Linked DNA regions of Homo sapiens: region 1 is linked to region 2. Evidence: chromatin loops called from intact Hi-C (ENCODE). Cell type or tissue: CD14-positive monocyte. All regions are shown on one strand. Each heading gives the region's core, and the rest is flanking DNA. Links, peaks and the distances in the headings are about the cores only. Region 1 has its middle 18 kb from the start of IFI6. Region 2 overlaps AHDC1 (AT-hook DNA binding motif containing 1).

The links. Hi-C counts contacts between places; a loop is a spot of excess contacts. Peaks named below come from ENCODE experiments on the same cell type or tissue, not always from the same donor. Only the 100,000 strongest peaks of a DNase experiment are listed, where the experiment ranks them.
Region 1: a loop joins it to region 2, with 2.1 times the contacts of the local background. A loop is called at or near these places in 1 of 110 quality-filtered maps.

The regions. Positions count from the first base shown.
Region 1 is chr1:27,689,156-27,692,066 of GRCh38, forward strand. No RefSeq gene overlaps it. Among named protein-coding and RNA genes, the nearest start is that of IFI6, 18 kb to the left of the region's middle. In CD14-positive monocyte, for the core only: no CTCF peak of the experiment used is centred there; a DNase peak (open chromatin) is centred at 1,246.
Region 2 is chr1:27,543,575-27,546,485 of GRCh38, forward strand. The region is part of intron 8 of AHDC1 (AT-hook DNA binding motif containing 1); the gene reads right to left. Among named protein-coding and RNA genes, the nearest start is that of WASF2, 55 kb to the left of the region's middle. In CD14-positive monocyte, for the core only: no CTCF peak of the experiment used is centred there; no DNase peak of the experiment used is centred there.

The DNA.
Region 1 (2,911 bases), core at 305-2,804, 150 kb after region 2:
CCATATTTTTGGGTGAAGTTCTTTGAGCTCCTTCAGGAGAGTCTCCCTTCTCAGGGTAAACAAATTTTACAGTGGCTTTTATCCAATCTACTGGGCTGGCTGTTCCCTCAGGAATAACCTCCTGTTTGTGTGTGGGTCATGTATAGCTACCTGCAATTGTTCTGTAGTGTGCTGTGGATCCTGCATCAACCTCAACATGCTCTTCCATTCTGCAGCACTTGAAATCTAGTTACTCTTGCAATCCATCTTAGTAATGATTCCTCAGGAAGCTGAAGATAGTAATCTACAAAATGGAATAATTCCTTCACATCGTACCCTCTAGTCTATAGTGACTTGGTTTTGCCCTTCCCCTACATTGACTGTCCTCTTGGTAACCCAGTTCTCAGTTATTTTCTGTTTCCCTGCGTAAGTTTTCCCTTGGGGATCAGTTTGGAGGCTAGTGGCTGAAGCTCAGACTCACTGAAATCTGAACTTGGTTTAGCACCAAGGTCTGACACAGCACTCTCTTTCAATTTCATTTTAGCTATTATAGTTAACAGTAAACAAGAATGTTTTTCTTTTTGCTTATTAGTTTGCATTTCCTTATGCATCCAGTGAATCAACTCTCCAGGAGTTGGTTCTGTCTCTAAATTCCATTCATAACTTTTATCTTCAGTAACTGAGCACAGCACAGCTGCGGCTCTAAACCATGGGTGACCACATGGCTACTCAGGGATCAAAAGTTCCTCACCCAGCACTCTTTCATCCTTTCTCTTCCCAAACCACAACTTTCCATCAGCCCAGGCCATTCTAGCAAATCTCACTTCCGTGACACCAACTCTGCCAGGGTGGGGGGAAACAACACTCAGTGTGCCTGTTCTATTATCTCACTTAACAACAACAATCAACACAGAAGACTTTTGTGACCAAATTTGTATGTGAGGATTTCCCCACACACCAAGCAGCAGTCACCAGTTGAGTGTCCTCTGATTCAATTCAGACACTACCTACTCTGAGATAGTGTTATCAGAAAGGGGTCCCGATCCAGACCCTGAGAGGGTTCTTGTTGGATCTTATGCAAGAAAGAATTTGGGGCAAGTCCACAGAGTAAAGTGAAAGCAAGTTTGTTAAGAAGAAACAAAAGAATGGCTACTCCCTGAGGGCCACTGGGTGGCTATTTTTATGGTTATTTCTTGATGATATGCTAAACAAGGGGTGAGGTATTCATTCGTTTTCTGGGAAAGGGGTGGGGATTTCCCAGAACTAAGGGTTCCTCTTCCTTTTAGACCATAGAGGGTAACTTCCAGATGCTGACAAGGCATTTGTAAACTGTTATGGCACTGGTGGGAGTGTCTTTTAGCATGCTAATGCATTATAATTAACATATAATGAACAGTGAGGACAACCAGAGGTCACTTTCGTTGCCATCTTGGTTTTGGCAGGTTTTGGCCAGCTTCTTTACTGCATCCTGTTTTACCAGTGGGATCAGTGGGGTCTTTGTGACCCGTATCTTGTATTGACCTCCTCTCTCATCCTGTGACTAAGAATGCCAAACCTCGTGGGAAAGCAGCCCAGCAGGTCCCACCCTTATTTCATCTAGCCCCTGTTCAAGATGGAATTGCTCTTCTTGGAACACCTCTGACATATTTCCCCCCTCCCTTTTACGAGGGGACTCTTAAGCCTAAGGGTTGTAGAGGGTTGTAGATCTATCCTCTGTAACGTCTTCAGGCTGAATAGGGGAGATAATATTTTTGCCTAATTATTAGGGTCTTTTGTATTCAGGGTAGAGAAGAGCTCAGTCAGTTATGGTGAAGGCCATTCATAACTCTTCCAGATATCACCTTCTGTTCTGACAAAAGGTGCTATGTGAAAGATAATAAATGTTCAATTTAAGAAAATGTTGAGTAGCCTTATTTTGCGTTTCTACAAAATAGTACAACAGCAATATATTCCACAGTGGTAAAGGAAATAAGTAAAATTATCCCAGTAGACTGAATAAGAAGGCTTTTCATGAACTTGACTATTGTTGGAACCAAGTTGTTAGGGGATCACTAGCTGATTCCAATACATGACCAGAATTAGAATACTGATCTAGATTTTTACATTACCTATTTCCCTCTTTTCTTTTGAGCAGCAGCCAGAGATCACTGGTTGATTTACAGGAATAAGTAGAGTCAGTCTAAATTTCAAAAAAAACCCGCAAAAACAAAGATGAGATTAGAATCTAATAACAGATGTACAAAAGTTTTTGAAACATAATTTTTTTCTCTCCAGTCCCCATTTTCATTGAAGACAAGTCAAGGTAGGACTGATTTGTTTGCAAAATAAGCTTTAGTCTTATTATACTTGTCCTGATTATTTATATAAAGTGCAGTAAGATTAATTATTTGCCATGCAGGCTCCTTTTAAAATTGGCTTTGATGGAACTTTATTCCATAAGTAATCTTAGATTAGACTTTTTAAAGCCTTGAGCCCAGCCAAGAATTTATCTGTCTATTCCTGAAAATACCTGTATGAGTTGGGTGAATTCCTTTCCAGTTCTCAAGATAATTTGGGGTTCCTGGGCTTGTCAGAAAGTGACATTCTTTACTTACTACAGATCAGGAACCCTGTACAGGGATTGCATAGACAGGGTATAAGGCTAGTTTTCTCAAGGGGCATTTTTTTTTTTTGACTCTGTTAGTCGGCTTTCATTCTTTAAAGCTGTCTGTATCTGAAAGCACACCATCCCAGTCAAAGCCTTGGTAAAATAATCAGTGTCTCCAACTGTGTCCTGTTATAAAACAAAACAGATTCTTATTGCACTTATGCAAATAACTTAACTATAGTGCCATAAGTTAAGAATACTCACAAATAGTTTCCAAATTCTGGTAAAATCAAGTAGTGAGAAAGAAATATGCTGAAAATTTTGCTCATAGGGGTATGCTTTATT
Region 2 (2,911 bases), core at 99-2,598:
TCTTGAAGGTTGAGCTCCAGTGCAGCTTCTTCCACAGAACCTCAAAATCCATTTAAGATGTCAGACCCAGCAAGAGTTGTGGGGACTGGGGCGGGTGCGGTGGCTCACACCTGTAATCCCAGCACTTTGGGAGGCTGAGGCAGGTGATTCACAAGGTCAGGAGTTCGAGAACAGCCTGACCAATGTGGTGAAACCCCATCTCTACTAAAAATACAAAAAAGTTAGCTGGGCACAGTGGTGCGCCCCTGTAATCCCAGCTACAGGAAGCTGAGGCAGGAGAATCGCTTGAACCCAGGAGGCAGAGGCTGCAGTGAGCCGAGATCGTGCCACTGCACTCCAGCCTCGGCGACACAGTGAGGCTCCATCTCAAAAAGAAAAAAAAAAAAAAGTGTAGGGATTGTCCAATCCAACCTATCCTTTTGCAGATGGGGAATCAGGCGTGGGGAGATGAGAGGCAGCCATATGGCAGAGCACCCAGGCTCAGGAGGGACAGTACTGGGTTCTAATCCTGGCTCCACTATCTGCCAATGGATCCCCTGGGCAAGGTTCAGAGCTGCACCCATTTCCTCAACTCTAATGTGGGATAGGGCGGGAGGCAGGGGGTTGTGGTGGGGAGACACACCCCACCTCATAGTCTGCTGTGAAGGGTCAGTGAGGCAGCGTTACATAAAGGGCCCAGCACAAATGTCCCTTTTCTCATCAAGGGGGCAGAGGGCTGACTTCTGACCACAACACCCAGCTGTCCAGCAAATCTTTGTTTCTCACTGCCTCTGGGCACCTGCCACTCTCTGCCAGGTGTTTTCAGGTTTTTTGTGTACTTGTTTTAGTTTCCTGGGGTGGAGGCTGAACTGGAGGACAGGGGTCATGCCTGCTTTGTCTCCCCAGTACCCAGCACTGGATGGACACACAGGGGCTCAGGTTGGGAAACTAAGCTCAACTGCTGCTTCTCCAGTGCCTGGCGTCAAAACTGCTCACTGCTATTGGTGAATGAGCGTGTCCTTGTCCTCTCTGCTTAAGCCCTCTGTTGAGAGTGGCAACTCCCTCTATGAACTTTTTCCTTGCCACTCTCCTTCTCTGTATCTCCAACTCTTTCTCATTCCCGTGGTGATTTTGATCATCCCCTGGCACTGGGGGGTTGCCCTAGAGCCTGTGGGTCATCTTAGATAGAGAGAGGGGGCAGCCGTCCCACCACCTTGGCCTGGGCCATCATCACTGCATGTGTGGACTACTGCAGCTGGTCTCCCTGCTTCAACACTAGCCCTGCTCCACGGTGGCCTGGGGAATTCCAGCAGGGAACTCTTCAGTGGATCCCCACGTGTCTGGGAATGAAATTCAGACTCCTTCTAATGCCCCGCATGATCTGGCCTCGCTTGCCTCATCCCCTCACTTAGCTTTACTGCCTTCCCATAGGCAGTTTCTTAAAGCTGAGTCCCTTCCTGCCTCCAGGCTTTCCACACTGCTGTTCCCTCTGCCCAGAATGTTCTTCCCCCTCCCCGCCAGCTGTTCAGCCCCATCATTCCTCAGGCCTCAGCTTCAAGGTCCGGTCAGCATGCTGTGTGCGCTCACAAGCTTCTAGCTTTTTTCTCTTGTACAGTGCTTCCCACAGCTGGAATCAACACATGCTTAATGCCACTGTTTGCTGTCTTTCCCTCTAAATGGGAAGCCCCCTGAGGACCAGTACCTCATTTGTGGTGTTCACTGTGGTGCCCCCAATGCCTGGCTTCTAGTGGGTGCTGGACAGATGTCTCTAGAACAATGGAATGCATTGGTTTGAGGACAGCGCAGTTAACTCACAGCCCTGAGTGGGGAGCAGGGCCAGAATGTGGGGCTGGATGGCATCCCAGTTCCTCCTGCGTTCAGGCCTCACTGGGTGGTTCCATTATGTACTTCACTGAGCTGTGACCTGCCCAAACACCCAGCCCCCACACCCGTCCATTTTCCCACCCAGAGCCTGGGAGGAACGGTTTTTGGATTATTTCACATTTCTGGATTATCCATGAGACATCTCCCCGCCAGTGAGAAGGATCAAGAGTTTGACATTTTAAACCCTAAGCAGTTTCTCCCTGGCCTGCTTCAGATCTGAGGCTCTGCTGGTTGCAATGAGACGCATGGGGAATGGAAGGCCATTTTAATCTTGGCCTGGCTTCATCAGGAAGGAAAAGATGCTGCCAAAAAAAAAAAAAAAGTTTGCTTCATTGTCTCTGCCATGCAGAGCTGCGAGAGCCTAAGGGATTATCAAAGTAAATTTCCTTGAAAAGATGGGGAAACTGAGGCCCAGAGAGGGGCAAAAGCTTGGTCAAGGGCATGTGGGAAGTTGGTGGCCAATCTGGGAATGGTCCTCCCGGAGGCCTCCGGACTCCTGCATGCTGCCCTTTGTCACCTTCAGGCACCAGGGGAGCTGGGGTCTGGCAGAGAGGGGGCAACAAGTTTCCACTGACATGACTTCAGGACCCTGAGTCACCCTGGCCTTGAATGGCCTCCCAGAGCACGGATGGGACTTTCCAGGAGCCCAGCTACTCCTCCAGGAAGAGAAACTCCCAGGAAGCTTCAGTGGCAGCAGAGGTGAAGGGTGAGGGACGCAGGCATGCCCCCAGTCTGCCCCATCACCAACCACCACATCTGGGCCAATTTTGTGACAGATCTGTTGTCCAAAAGTGGGGCCAGTGGCGGCTGTATTTCGGGAGCAGGCTGTTCTTCAAGAAGATGGCTCCTTCAACCTTGTTCCCTTTGATCATTTTGGGGGCATTTTCTGTCTTTTATTTTCCTTTTTTAAAACACCAAATCTTGAGAATACTAAAACTGACTCCAACTAATGAGGTCACAGTACCTGATAAAAACAGTATCAAAACATTTAACACTCTTTAACTGAACTCTCAGAAAAGTCTTTGGCTTCAGGAAAGGGACTGGCTTT